Regions from separate parts of the Homo sapiens genome. Here region 2 is linked to region 1. Evidence: chromatin loops called from intact Hi-C (ENCODE). Cell type or tissue: sigmoid colon. All regions are shown on one strand. Each heading gives the region's core, and the rest is flanking DNA. Links, peaks and the distances in the headings are about the cores only.

What was found. Peaks named below come from ENCODE experiments on the same cell type or tissue, not always from the same donor. Only the 100,000 strongest peaks of a DNase experiment are listed, where the experiment ranks them.
Region 2: it touches region 1 in a loop (2.9-fold over the local background); 5 of 110 quality-filtered maps call a loop at or near these places.

The regions. Positions count from the first base shown.
Region 1 is chr4:143,080,818-143,088,789 of GRCh38, reverse strand. The region is part of intron 1 of USP38-DT (USP38 divergent transcript); the gene reads left to right. Among named protein-coding and RNA genes, the nearest start is that of USP38-DT, 100 kb to the left of the region's middle. In sigmoid colon, for the core only: CTCF peaks have their summits at 3,157 and 3,358; no DNase peak of the experiment used is centred there; H3K27ac peaks cover 855 bases.
Region 2 is chr4:142,880,452-142,888,423 of GRCh38, reverse strand. All of the region lies in intron 3 of USP38-DT (USP38 divergent transcript), which reads left to right. Among named protein-coding and RNA genes, the nearest start is that of INPP4B, 38 kb to the right of the region's middle. In sigmoid colon, for the core only: a CTCF peak has its summit at 4,810 (motif pointing left); no DNase peak of the experiment used is centred there.

The DNA of each region.
Region 1 (7,972 bases), core at 1,325-6,324:
ACAGTAATCTTGAAGGCCAAGCTTTCAGTTGCAAGAGGTAGTCACCCCAAGGAGAAAAGGGGTTCCTGAATTCCAAAAGCTTCCCTTTAACCCATTTCCCATTTAGCAATAAAAGGTGCAGCTCACTTCCAGGGCTCATTTAATTATACATAAACATGCTTTTTGAGGCCGAAGCAAATCTGACTGATTTTTAATGTGAAAATAAAATACGAAAACTGTTCATGGAGTTATTTCTAAACAGCACTTGTCTCTAATCCTAATGTAACAGAAAAGTATATGATGTTACATTAGGATTGGAGATAAGTACTCTCAGGGCAAATGGGAAATGGGTTAATAATCAATACTCAAAGCTTGGGGGACTAAGATAAAATTTTACTCTAACCTCTAGGGCAGGGAGGGTGAAGGAAAGTTATACAGGGAGAAGACAAAAGCCCTCCTTGGATCAGGTAGAGGATCCTGAAACATGAGGGAGAGAACAGCAAAAGAGTTTTCCATCCTTGCTTTCCTTTCCATAACTCAGGGAAGCCTCTTAGAGAAGCCCTGAGTTTGTCATGATGCTGGAGAAACATGATACCTTGGAGGTTGACAGCAATGGCTGAGGCAGGTGATCAGGTGAATGGGCTTGATACAGGGATAGAAGTCTAGAATTCCAGAGTCTTTTAGAGAGGGAAGATTGATGGAAAAAACATGCTGTAGGAACTGACAAAAGGTCTTGTTTATAATTGTATCTCAAGCATCAACTAGAGTTTACTGGCACATAGTAGCAATTAATACATATTTAGTGAATAAATTGAACGAATGAGGAATAGAAGAACAGGAAAGAAACTGAATTTTTATTTATTTAAAAGCAATTTATAAAGAAAATTGTCAGGTTGACCCCCAACATACAGTCTCTTAACTGAGGAATTGATAGTCATTCTTTAATTTCAGGAGAGCAACCTTATGATTGAGTGATCTGAAGGAACTAACAAAATCCTTATGTTCTTCTTATGTTCTTGGTTCATCTACATGGCTCCAGAATATGACAGATTACTTGATCTAAACTTTCTGCAACATATTTCATTTCTTATATTAATTTCTGGTACAACTGTTCCTGTCTAGTGCCTAGCACAGTGTGTGGTACGTAGTCAACACTCAACACATATTTGTTGAATGGATTGCTAAAGAATTCATTTAGGCTGGGCAGGGAGGCTAACGCCAGTAATCTCAACACTTTGGGAGGCCAAGAGAGGTGGATTTCTTGAGTACAGAAGTTCGAGACCAGCCTGGGCAACACGGCAAAACCCTGTCTGTATTAAAAGTACAAAAACTACCCAGGTGTGATGGCATGTGCCTGTAGTCCCAGTTACTCAGTGGGTTGAGGCAGGAAGATCACCTGAACCTTGAGAGGTTGAGGCTACAGTGAGCGGTGATCTTGCCACTTCACTCCAGCCTGGGAAACAGAATGAGACCGTGTGTCAAAAAAACAAAAAACAAAAACAAAAACAAAAAATCATCTAATCTCCAGATCTGAAAACTTTGGAGGAAGAAAAGATTCCCTTCTCTCTTAAGTCATATTTGTGCTAATTATCTGCTAAGCATCTGGTATAAAGTAGGTTCTCCAAAATATCTGTTGAAGAAATTAAATGAATAAAGAGGGAAAGAAGGGGAAGAAAATTTTGGCTCACCTTGCATACTTCTACCACAGAGATCTTTCCAAAGAACTTATGTCAAGCTTAAAATCTGTTCTCTCTTCATTGCCTTCAATATTATTTTAAAATTTGCTTTTGCCATGAAACCCTACTTTCACACTTTCAATCTCATGATCATATAAACATTGTTAGAGGATATATTTTAAAAATAATTAGCTTTTTTCCTTCTTTTATGCCTTTTAAGAAGAATGGATTCTTAGGAAGAACCTTTCTTTTGCTGAATAAGGTATGTGAGGCATGAGTTGTAAAAGCAAGTGAAGGTGGTAGTCTATACATAAGAGATAGAGAAATGTAGGCATCGGGGTATATGGTTGTAACCTACATGGCATCCTTAGGTGTAGATTATCTGCTGTCTACTGAAGGATGTTTGATCTGTTCTAATTCTTGCTTTCTACTATGGTCCACTGCTGACCTCTCTGCCGGGTAAACTTATGCATTCCTCTTTCTCAGCTTGGACAAGATGTGATTCAGATTTTCCCTTCCTGATAACTTGGCCTCTCTTTAGCTCTTGATAGTTCTGAGACACTTTTGAGTCTTTTTCACACCCTCCATTTGCCATTGGCCAAGAATGTTCACCCTGCAACAGCAGCAATAGCTTTGCCCCTGCTATGGCAGATCCCACAATTGGCCCATGGGTTCTCATCCCAGTATCTCTGTCACACAGGAATAGAGGGGCAGCCCTCTATCTCTGTGGCTGACCATACCTCTCCACTGTCTTCCTTATACTAGATGTGGCCACTTGTTTGTCAGAGGCCACTCTGCAGAATGATGTCCTCTAATACCTTCAGATAGGGAATGCTCTTCCCCACTTGTTACAACCTACTTATCCCACAAAACCTTGAAGCCAGGAGGTTGGGGCACAGATCTGATTGCTAATATTCCTGACTTCTATCCCTATTTCCCCCCCAAACCATGAGGTTGGAAAGAATGGGCTTTCTCTTTCTTTTCCTGCATGATGAAAATTTCTATTTTATATCCTTCACTTCCTTAAAAGACTTTTGCCTTTCCATTTTCTTAAAGCTATGATTTGAGTGGGCCTAAGGAAATAGAAAACCTGTTTACCAATAGGGAACACACATAAGAAGCTATTGAAAATATTTTTATCCTTGATGTGCTCTGAGAATTAGAGATTTAGATGAGAACTAGGTGTACTCAGGTTTCTGTGGGTTCAGTAGGTTAAGAAAATATGTAACACTTTCTCATAAAGTGGAAGACTAGAAATTAATATTTAACCCAGGCTCTAAGGAGAGAGGATTTCTTTAGTGATCAGAGTTATTCCTGGAAGTGGGGATATAGCAGTTTCATTCTGAGTTCTGGGAACACTTAACTCTTGTGTAGTAACTGAAGTTTATACCCTTGTACAATTGCACTTAACTATTCTTTTACTATAATGTCTCTGCCCAAAAGTCTGTCACCTTTAAATTTATATGATTTTAGAGCAGGGACCTTGTCTTTTTTTTTTTTTTTTTTTCATTTCCCATCATTGTATCTCCAGCATTCAGCAGCATAATACCTGGCATGCAGTAAGTGCTCAAAAGTTATATTTGTTGAATAAAAGACACCATTTAAACCTATGGTTAACAAGTAATATTTCACTTTGAAAGTGGCAATATTATAAAAGGCCACAAGATGGGCTCATTACTCTGTGAAAGTTTGTGAAATATTCCTGAATCATGACATTAACCGTTTTTAGGAAAAAAATGGGGGAGACTTCATATACGTTTCTGAACCTTAAGGAGGAATTAAAATACTTTTGGTGACAGATCCTAGCAACCTTTAGCCATTTCCTTATGCATTTAAAAATTGCATTAAAAGAAAAATCACAGTGTTATTTAATTATCATTTCCTCCTCCAGCTTTGAAAAACAACAAGGTTTTATCTTTATTGCTCTTACCATATTTTCCTTAGTAGGAAACTGAAATATGTGTCTTGCTATTTATGGGATAATAAATTATATTTCTTGTTCTTAGTCTTCAAAATGTTGTTTGTCACTTTTTTTTTTCATTCAAAAGAGTAAGCTTCACCAAAGTGAATAGCCCTTTTTCCTAAACCAATGTGTTTTGAAAACTGACCCTATATTAGGAGATTCTAAATTGTTATCTCATTTGATATTTATTAACCAAATGAGGAAACTGAGGCTCAGAGAGTGTAAGATTTGCCCAAGTCATCTATTATATAGCAAAGATGGTACTTAAGCTCAGTTTTGTTGACTATAGGTCTCAACAATTTCATTCCTTCAACCAAACATTTAATGAGTGCCCTGCTGGTGACTGTCACATGCCAGGGGTTTGAGACATGGAACTGAATAACGCATTGTTTCTTTCCTGGAGAGCCTCTAGGTCTGTGGTGAAACTCTTCAGCATTCCAGAGAATGTCAGATGGTATGTATGGTGCTCCTGTAAGGGATTACAGAGTGCAGGTAGGGGATGTGGGGAGGAAGGGGGAAAGGACTAACTAGTTAGTCTCCTGTCCTCTGTTTGTCTACTGGAACTGCAGTCCTAAGCCTTTCTCAGGTATTGTAACATTGTCTATTGAATGGGTCCCATGAACTTACCTTTGACATATTTTATTCATTAATATTTATTAAACATATACTGTGAACATATACTGTGTTCTAGCAGCTGGGTATATAGAGGTGAAGAAGGAGGAAAAGAGCTAAATTTTAGTGGGAAGACATAATAAACAAAAATAAAAGCAAAAGCAAAAGCAAAAGCAAAGAAGCAAGAGAATGTAAGCTGGTGATAAAACGAGATGAGATGATAAACAGTGACTGAGGAGCTACTCCAGATGGGATTGCCTCTTTCAGTAGGTGGCATTCCAGCTAAGCCAAGAATGGTAAGGAGGAGCCAGGTTGGCAAATTCTAGGGGAGGGCATTCCAAACAGAGAGAACAGTCGGTACAAAGGCCTGAGGGGGAAAGAGGTTATTGCTCTCTCAGTTTGGGAAGAAGGAGACAGAGCTGTGTGGCACTAAAAGATTCATCCAATATCATCAGCTTGTTATTTAAGCAGCTGACATTAGACATCTAATGTCCAGGCTTCCCCTGGAGATAAGCAGTCATTGGTGTGTGTCTTTATAACAGCTGCAGGAGTTGCTGCTCATTTTAAGTGACTGGCATGCACTATCAAGCAAAAGAAAGAACTGCTCTGGAATTGGCTGTTCTTTAGCTGAGGAAATTTAGGATTATGTCCTCTTAGGATGGCTCCAAGCCAAACAGGACATCCTGGCATCTGAAGTCATGATGCAACTGTAATGCTTTTCATGTATTCACCATGCTCATATTAACTATCTACTGCCAGACACTGAGTATAAAGTAGGAAACAAAGTCTCTGCCTTCAAGGAGTTTGTATCTGATGACATTAAGGCCAGTTGTTGCAGAATGGCTTATGTAATTTACACATGGTTTGCTTAGGTTCTCTTTAGTTTATCCATTATTTGACTACATTTAGAACTCTTGTATTTATTGGGCATTTGAACAAAGAGGGAAGTGACACCAATTTTCAGGATTTCAATTTTCCCACCACAATACCAGCTGAGTTCTTTTTATAGTGGGAATTCTTCTCTTGAAGATACATGCCATTTCAATTATTCTTGCCTATAAAGATCTTGAGCATTACCACTGGCATCATTGATATCTGCCAGACAGAATGTCTTATTTCTACAGTTCTGTTCTATAATGTAGATTCAGACTCACCCAGTGCTTTCTCACCCCTGCTTAGCTTCTGTCTCTCAGGTCAGGGTCATTTCTACATGGTTTCTGGCCCCATAGTTTGTTATATGAGAAGCAGAAACATATCACTCAATGGCCCAAATCTCCTAAAGCCAATTGAAATCTTTCCATAATTTAGGCTAGCTAGAAGAAAAAGTCAGGGGAGAAAAAACCAAACTACACTGTACACTAACCTTTTGATACAAGGGATGACATCACCTGTGTGAATATGGTATAATTTATGTCCTCACATCTTACTAATTCATTGGAAAATCCTCCCAATAGAACTTGCAACCCCCATAGAAGAGCTATTTTACAATTTTTTCTTGTCATTGGAAGCAAATATTAACAGACTCTGTGTATGGTCTATTGTTCTTAATCAAAGTTTTGTAAATAGTTTCCTATTGCCTTTTGTTAGTTGTCTGTTGCTGCAATAGCAAATTACCACACATGTAGTGTTATGAAGCAACACACGTTTATTATCTTAAAGCTCTGTAGGCCAGAAGTCTGACAACCAGTCTCACTGGGCTAAAGTTAAGGTATCAACAGGCTCAGTTACTTTCTGAAGGCTCTAGGGAGGAATCTGCTTCCTTGCCTTTCCTGCTTCTAGAGGTCATCTGTACCATCTGACTCCTGGTGTCCTTCTTCCATCTTCAAAGTCAGCAACTTTGCATCTCCATGACTTTTTAACCCTCACCAAGTCTCTCTTTAACCAAAGCCAGGAGAGGTTTTCCATTTTTAATTATTCATGTGATTAGATTGGGCTTACTTGGATAATACAGGCAGTCTTTTCCTCTCAGTGTCTGTAAGCTTAATCACATTTTAAAAGTCCCCTTTGCTTTGCCATGTAAGGCAACATATTCATGTGTTCTGAGGATGAGAATGTAGACATCTTTGGGGCCATTATTTTGCCCACCATACCTTTCTCTAAAAAAAAAAAAAAAATAATAAGATGCATTGAAAACTGGATGCACATAACTCTTACAAATCCCCTGTATAGAAATCCCCATTTCAAATGTTGATATATATGTATGTCTCTCTAAATAAAGGGAGAAAAAGGTATTCACTTTCTATCACAAATAAAGTGAGGAAAAGTTTTGATTAAGTCATTTTGACATTAAAACTCCCATCCCTTCCCCTCCCCTCCCCTCCCCTCCGTTCCACTCCCCTCCCCCTCCCCTCCCCTCCCTTTCTCTTCCTTTCCCTCCTGAATGTAGATGGAAGGAAAGTGAGAGGAATATCTGTGGTTTTGGCTACTCAGCTTCTCTTGTCTTCTTGTAACAAAAATGTCCTCTTAGCCTTTGGTGGGGGAAGTGTGGGTTCTATTTTTTAATTCATATTGTGATATTCTGGTAGAGTTTCCAATCATAGTACTCCTCTAGCTACTTGTCTCAGGGCTGTGCACATGATCCAGTTCTATCCAATTAGATTATCATGTTCCCCTGGACACTGTGATTGGCTCAGTAGCCAACCAGAATACTTCCCTGAGATTTGTTTCCTAAGTAGCTCTCTGGGGGAAATTTTCTCTTTCTTTCTTTACTGCAAAAAGCTGAAGGAGTATGATTTAGAGCTGCTGGTTCTATGTCTCTCACTACTTGGGGAAACTAAGACTGATGAGAGATGATCCTGGGGAGTTACTCCTTGAGGTCTTCAAAGCTTCTTTGCTTCCTCTTTGAGTCTATGATTATGGAAGTGTGTTACTAATTAATCTCCCTTTTGTTTAACCTTTTTTGTGTTGAGAGTTGTTTCTTGCAGGTAAAAAAGTCCCAATCAGTAGAGGTGGTTTTCCCTCTCCTAATGCCTATTTTCTTTGACTTTGCTACTTATCCTGTTAATTCATTGGGTTTCAAAGGCAAATCTAAAGTTGAGGATGTCTCTTATGGGAAAAAGATTAAGAAATAATCAGAGGAGATTCTGAAATGAGTCCAGATTATATTGCTTATGCTAATTCTTAGGTTACATTCTGGAAAACTTCACCCCCTATTTTATAATCCATTTTAGACTATGTAACTCAGCTAATTAGAGAGAATTATGTACAGATGCCAGTAATCCTATTAATACAATGCAGTAATATGAAAGCTTGAAATCCAAACACTTTCTGTTTCCATTCTGTTTCAATTATCAAGTTTCTACAGTGAAATTAAAATCCTTAAAATAAAATCTCCCCTCTCATTTCTTTTTATTTTGCTTCTGGAACTAATATATTCCCAAGAAGACCTTCAAAGGCAAATTATTCTGAACTCAGATCTCTCATGCATCCAATTTTCCAAAGTTCAGTAAGTTATAAAAGAACATTTTTATTGCAACCCCATATCTAGAACATTCTGACCCGAATATAGGAAGTGCCAATTTCCCTATATAATTTTGATTTTTCCCAAGAGTATAGTTCTGAGACTCAAAAATGGTTGTCCCTTGGTGTATGTTTTCAACATACAAGCAGAGGTCCAGCATGTACTTTTTAATGCATTGCAAAATACAATTCCAGAATGAATTGGTGGTTAGAAGAATGGCCCAACAACCATATGAAGTCAAGCTACTCACTTCACATTAAATCACAGAATGACCTCTAAGTG
Region 2 (7,972 bases), core at 2,038-7,037, 200 kb after region 1:
GCACAATTTTGTGAATATACTAAGAACTACTGAATTGGACACTATAAAAAGATGAATTTTGTGGTATGTGAGTTATATCTCAACAAATTATTTTTAATGAGGGAGAAATTCCAAAAACTAGATCACAAAATCTGCAAATGACATTCATTTTAAAATGTAGATTTTGTAAAGACCACTACTAATATTTTTCTCCATACTAATCATCTATTTAGATTTATCTCTCTTTTGGAATCTAATTTGGATGATTATGTATTTTCTGGAAAAAGCTAATTCATTCAAATTTTCAAATTTACTTGAATGGAGTTTAGCTCATAGTTTTTCTGTGATATGTTCTAAAATACTGGTTTTGTTTTGCTTCTCGACTCAGGGTTGTTTAAGACTAACAACTCACAGTTAGTCCTTAAACCAGCAGCAGATCTGGAATATGTTTAGCAATGAAGAATGTTGAATCCCACTCACCATCTATCTAATCCAGGTCTTCACTTTGACATGTGATCTGCAGCAGGTCTTCTCTCTGGTTCATTATATGTATAGCTTTATATATTTTCCTGGGTATTGAGAAGAAAGTGTTGATGCCTAACATATTGCTGAATATTTATCTGTTAGAACTACCTTATGTGTTGTTAGTTAGAGTCTCTCTCCCTTACTTTTTTTTCTCCTTGTTCTCATGGAATAGGAAAGTTAAATTTTTTTTCATTTTGTTTCTATATCCCTGGTGTTTTCTGTAGTTTTTCTTTATTACTTTTGGTGCTATGTATATTCTGTAATACACAAATTCATGACAGTTTATCATGAATTTTTTCACCAGTTTTGTTGGATTTTATGACGTAGTGTTTTCAAGAATGGTTCGTGGTGCTATATTCCTTAACTTCTTTACATTGGAAATTGTTTCCTTTGAAAAATTCTTGGTGATTCCTATTATTTCTCTGTCAACTTTGTTGAATGCTTCCCAATATTCTGCTGTTAATTCCTATGAATAATTTTGAGGCCAGCCTCATCTTCTCCCTTAAAAATGAGTTAGTCTCTTGCTTGTATGACCAGAAGTTCACCATAGTTTGACCCGCTGCCCTAGGATTCGGTCTGATTTTGCATTTGCCTCAGATTTTTTATTTTTATTTTAAAATAAAGTAGTATATAAATAGTTGCGTGAAAATAATCTTGGAAGAATTTTATAAACTTTCACTTTATACTTCCAGCCTCCACTTTGAAATGTGCTACTTATGCATGTACGGTGAGCAGAGTTAACATACAGTTAAATCTAAAGGTTGACAGGCAATAACACATTTTACTAATTTTGACTCTTTCCATATATAACCTGATATCACACTTCCCTTTCAAGTTCAGTAGGTGGGGCATGTGCAGTTGAGCACAGATAAATACAAAGAGTAGGGATAGCCAACTCCATTGGTCTCCGGCGATGGTGGGAAAAACATTCTTTGCTGCTATCTCTGCTTGGCCACTGGTGCACTAGTAAGTTGTACTGTGGCCTGTGCCAAATTTGCCTTTGAGCTACATAAAGCAGCTTTAAGAAGAGAAGTTCTTTGTAACTCTTGTAGAGAAATTCTTGCAGTAGCTCAGACCAAGGGCAGAGGCTCTGCTGGATATATGGAGATAATTGGTTGCATCAGTCAGGAATTCCTAGAACTCAGAGAAGCCTGAATGCCCCAGGTCTTTTTCCTCATGAGTTGACATTTGCTCTCCCTCAGCAGCTACATTCCTGATTGCCATCTTCGTTTTCCCCTCCATTCTACGGCATCTGCTTCCGGCAAAGGTGGTATGTCTCTCTCGCTCCTTGTTCAGCTGTCCTCTTCTGTCGCTCAGGGCTGTTGAATTAGGCACAGGAATGCATCTGGTCTTCTCATATTCTTAGCTCCATGCAAGGGTCATTGGTTTACTTCCTCATGGTACTTACTTTTGGGGAGCTCCTTAGGGTGTTTGAAATTTGCATAGAAATATGCTCCTCTCAAAATCTTTTCTTGACTTGGTCTTAAATTTGGTAGGTGTTTTCAATAGATTCTGGGTTAGGCTGTGTTGTTTCCTAGTATCACTAAAAATTGTTTTTCTCTCTGCTTTTAATATTTGTTATTTTATCCAGGTTTTGGTGAATAAAATGGGGAAGAGAAATGCCTTAATACCTCTGTTTTAACTCTATTTTGGCTTCCCGGTGGGCTTTTTGGTGGTTATTCTTCCTGTACAAAGACCTAGTCTAACCTACTACCTTGTTTTCCTCTGGATTAATTTTCTCTCTTTCCATACTTCTCTCTTTCTCTAATACATATACACATACTCAGACATATAAACTCACTCTAAGATCAGAGTAGAAAATGCTTTTTGTTTAGTATGAGGTAAGTAGTAAATACTTGTAGGTTAGCAGTGAAGAACTCTGCGATATGGTAGTGAAACAGAATAAGAGGAAATTAATAACATAAAAAATTGCTGAGATTGACTTAAGTAATGCTTTTTGAACTCTATCAACTGAAGTAGGCTTTTTCTCTCTCTCTAAATCTCTGTTCCAGCTTATTACCTTGCAAGTCTGATGTTGCCTAAATAAAGAACAGATTCTGGGAGTCTTTATAAATGAACTTACAATGTCCTTCAAAAAACACTGAACTATGATTTCTCAAGGAATTGAAAATAAAATAGGTCCATTTCCACTTAACTGCTCTGATACTGACATTCACAAAATATAAGTAAAAAGAAGAGATACTGGAACTTTGTTCAATAGTTCTATGTTTATTGGCTTCTTTTTTAAAGGTGAGATAAATTTTAGAAAAGTACTTTAAATACTAAAATCATAGGATGCATTCTAAGGGAGACCATATTTCATCTAAATCATATGGAGAGTTATGAATAATTGGAAGGATTTTGACCTTTAGTTTGAGTGAAATAAGAAGCAAGTGTGAAGTTTTGAAGAGTAACACAATATGACATAACAGGATCACTCTGGTTGCTGTGTGGAGAAAAGACAGTGAGTGCAAAAACAGAGAGATCAATTAGGAGGCCAATGAGAGAACTCAGATAAGAGATGATGCTGGCTTAGATCAGGGTGGTGGCAGTGGGAATAGTAAGAAGTAGTAAAGTTAGGAACATACTTTGAAGACAGTATTTGCTAATGGACAAGATGTAGGATGTGAGCAAAAGAAGGAAGTTAGGATGAGATTTAGCTTTTTGTTCTGAGAAACTGTAAGAATAGAGTTACAACTACCTGAGAAGAAGACTAGAAAAATCTGGTCATGAGGGAAATAACGGGAACTCACTTTTGGACATGTTTTGTCTGAGATGTTTATTAGTCAAATAGAGTGGTTGCGTAGGCAGTTGGTATGTATGGATCTAGAGTTCAAAGAAAAGGTTTTGCCTGGAAATATAATTTGGTATCATAGCATATAGATGGCATTTAAAGCCGTGAGTCTGGATGAGATCACTACGGAGTGAATGTGGAAGGAAAGAAGAAAATCTTGGGCACACCCACTTTTAGAGTTTGGTAGGTAATGAGGAACCATCTAAGAGATAGAGCAGGACAAAAGGAAAACCAGGAGAATATAAGGTCTTCCTTCAAGGAATAAGGAGTGATCAACTGTGTCAAATGCTGATGACAAGTCAGGTAAGACAGGGACTAAGAATTGAACATTGCATTTAGTAATGTGGAGATCCTTGGAGATCTTGAGAAAAGCTGTTTATATTTACATGTGCATATTTTTAAATTAACTTATTCTCTTCTATGAGTATCCAAGCACCACAAAACAGACACTGTGTTTTCTTTGCTCACCAGAATATCCACCACTTAGTATAATAAGCATGTGTAAGTAGTTGTTGAATAAGCATATTCACTGAGGATGACCAAATTTTTATCTTTATTTCAGATCTTGTTCTCAGTTCCTAAATAATATATTAAACATTCATGGGAAACTCTCTCCCTGGATTTTCCACAGTCACCACCAATTATTAAGGGACTACTACAGACCAAACTCTGACCTTGGTCTTGGAATTAGAGAAACAAATTAAATAAAATCACCCTCCTAAAGAAGTTTGTCATAACTGGGGAGACAGACAAATGAACAGACAACTAAAATGCCCTTGGATAAGTTTAGTGATGAAAGTGAGGGAACTTTGTGAAGATGTGGAAAGAATACCAGGTGGGCCCAGGGGTGAAGGTAATGGGAATGTGGGGAGGTGAAGACTTCTCAGAGGCCACATCTTTGAGCCTAGTTAGCAGGCATCATCCAGGTGAAGGCATATGGGAAAGGCAAACCACAGAGCAGCATGTGTGAGATATGTGGGCGAGAACAGACATATCCTACAAATAGATACATATATTTCTTCTCAGCTTTTTTCTGGTGTGAACCCACCCTCCCATCCCTATGCCTCCCATCTTCTCTAGCTCTATTCTAGGTTTTTAAATTCCTAGTCTGTTTACTTCTTTCCTCTTTCCCTCTGTTCTACCTCCTTATTTGTGGCTGACTCCTCTTTCTAGCATAGTGCTTTTTCTGATTTCCGATTTCCTAGGCAGAAGCTTACTTCTTTGATTTAACTTTGAGTTCAATCTGATAATTATCTTCCTCCATATGCAGCCCTGAGTGATATGCCTGGACTTTAACTCCTTCTCCATTTCTTTCCTTCACTCCAGAGGGGCCTGAGACTCACATTGTTTCTCTTTCCTCTTTCATGTCTTCTTCAGAATCATATTCTCTAGTAAAGCCTGACGACCTGAAGTTTCCTAAACGTACCATTCTATTTAACACTTCTGAATGTCTCTTATGCCCACCATGAGCTTCCTCCCCAGCACACACTGCCCTCCTCTGGTGACTTACATTTATTCTGCAAGGTAACTAACAGATTGCCTCTATAGTAATGCTTTATCAATATAGATTAAATTAGGCTACAGTAACAAATACAATTAAAATCTGTGACTTAACAAGACAGAAGTAAATTTCTTGTATTTGGAATATCCTGCATGAGTCTGAGAGATGATCTGAGGAGGCTGTCCTTTTTGTAGAGGCCTAGCATTGCAAGATCTTTTGATCTTGCAGGAACTCCACATCAACAATGGGAGCAGGTTCCCATTGGAGCAGGTAAAGCCCATGGCCATGGGGACTGGTAAAGAGAGCATGGAAAATTGTGCACTGGGCTATTAAATGCTTCTGCCTGGTAGTGACATGTGTTGCATTTGACTACATTTCATTGGCATGTGTCCATGCATATATTCAAAGAGGAATGTGCCCCGAAGGGAAGGAGAACCAGAAATCTTAGTGATTACCAGTAATGTCCACTTTGTGGGACATATTAGTAAAACGGTATTAGTGAAGACAGAAGAGGAAATTCTGTGGCTTATTGGTTATCATTAGTAACTTATTTACTCTGTAAATTATATAATTTCTCTCCACCTTTGTTTCCTCAGCTCTAAAAATTGGAAAAACAAGAGCACCTACCTTGAAAGAATCATTGTGAGCGTTAAAGTGCTTAGAAAAGTACCTAGCACAAATTAAGTTATCAAAAAAGCACCATCAATTTTTACTGTGAACTCTTCCTTGAGCTACCTGCCTTATCGCCCCACCTTGCTGAATGAAGTATTTTTTCCTCTGTGTTTTTACTTTTCTTGGTGTGCAATCATAAATAGGTCCCTTTATCTCACAATTGATTATTTGTTTGGATGAGATTATGAGTTTCCTAAACCCCAAAATTTTGTCTATTCAACACTGTACTCTGGAATTTAACACAGTGCCTACCATAGAGTAGGCAGTCCATATATGCCTTGTGCATGAATGAATAAGGAAACAAAGGAATGAACGAGCTTGTAGTTTCAAAGCTCTGCACTGGGGAATAATAATGTTTAGTCTTATAAACTCTTCCTATCTTTTTTTCTAAAGTTCCACCCTTTGATGATATTCGAATTCCGAAACTACTTGTAGACAAATGTTAAAAGAATGGAAGCATTTTTTGTCTGAATATTTCCATACTTACAAGTATGCTTTCCTTATTCAAGACCTCAACTATGCTACTCACGGTGGCCCACCAGCTAGCAGCCTCAGTATCACTTGGGAGTTGTGATGCTGAGACTTGCTGACCCCACCCTAGACTTACTGAACTTCAGACTCCACCTTAGACTTACTGAATCAGAATCTACATTTTAACAAAATACCAGGTGATTCATATGTGTACTAAAATTTGAGAAGCGCTGGTTTACAACACTTACTGGAGTTGCCAGAATGAGCTTATGTACCGCCCCATTCATGTGGCTATGAGCTAGAGACTGAGAGAATTCAGCTACAGTGAAGTTGTTTTGGTTGACATTGTTTCTTCTGGTTGATTTAATACTGAAGAAAAAAACTTGCTTCAAATAGCTCTAATATTAGCAGAATATGTTTAGTATTTGGGGCATTATGAATTTAGAAATGCTTTGCTTGGGAAGTTAAAGGGTTTGACAGTTAACTTGATTAGTATTAATTGACTTTTTTGGGGGGGGGTCACTAAATGTAAAAAGCATACCTGAGAGAATGAGGAGGGGAAGGACATTGTGTAAGTAACAGATGGCTTTTGTCAGATGGTTTTATGACATGTAAGGTTGAGGTATTTCTTCTATACATTAGCTGACCCTTACAGTGTAGAAGACTTTATATTGCTTCTTCTATAACTTAGCTGATCCATATATTGTGGAAGACTTTATGTAAGTTCTTCTGTAAATTAGCTGACCCTTTATATTGTAGAAAACCCTGTATAGGTTCTGTGAAAGAGCTCAGGCAGCTTGACTTCATGTATGTCTATAAAGTGAGTAGTAATGGATCCTGGATAAAACCTTAAAAACATATTTTTAAAGTGTGCACAAACTGTACTCCCTGCTGTAAGTATTTTTCATGTGAATGATTGACGGTGATGCTTGATGTCTGCAATGACTCAAAGCAGGGAAGAGACTTGCCACAACTAGCTCACACATGAGCGGGGAATAATAGGGAAGCCAACAGAATCTAGCAAAAGAGTGATTTGGCATTATTTTAAAGTTTCTATTTCAGGGACCATCAAATGACAAGTTTTACCCACAAGGTCTATTTCATGATCTTCCTTGAAACTCTGTATAGAAGGAAATCTCCTATCCTCCCTCATAATAAGTAATACATTGCAGCATAGGAAATGCTAGTGCAGGGTTATGTGAGGAATTTCTTTTCTATGTGAAAAATTGCCAGAAAATTTCTTACAACTTTGAGGATGCTTTGGGTTTATGGGAGATAGTACAGGATACTGATAGGGTTGTATATAAATGTGGTCCATAGTTTTTTTTAAATAGTCACCTCTACCTAAGAATCATCAGGCTAGATTTGATCCCCAAAATTGCTATCTTTTTCTTAGTAGCTGTACATTTCTGGGCTGCTGAGATTGCGATATTCATTTTGTTTTACTCACAGATAGAAAAGCCATTAAAGATTTATTGGATAATATATTCATAAGAAAGTGATAAACATTCAATATTATCTATCAAATGAAAAAACACATGCTGATTTTTATCATATTTTTCTTGTTTCTTTAGCATACCTATTTCCTAGAAAATGTACCAAACATAAAAGAAACATGTTTACCAGGAGATACTGCTGTATCTTTTTAGCAACCATAACAAACAGTTTGCACAGCTATTTTAACTTGTTTTGATGGATTAACTGGTACTTATGACAACAATTTCTTGAGTAGATGATTATTTTGTAATGTTATTATCAACAATATATGGAAAACATCTTTCTGTTATGAGAAAGATCAGACATTAATGATGAAATAACTGAATGGAGATATTTCTGCCTTAACATTTCTTATTCATGTGTTTGCCAAAAATATTTCTATACTGTTATCTCAATGACATGGTGCTAAATATATATACTTTCTACAAAATCAAATTTGTCATGTTCATATATAGTACTTTATGTACATTGTCATATCCCCATAGTTACCAATCTATCATAGTGGCTCAGAAACAAAGTTTGTGTTTTCTCCT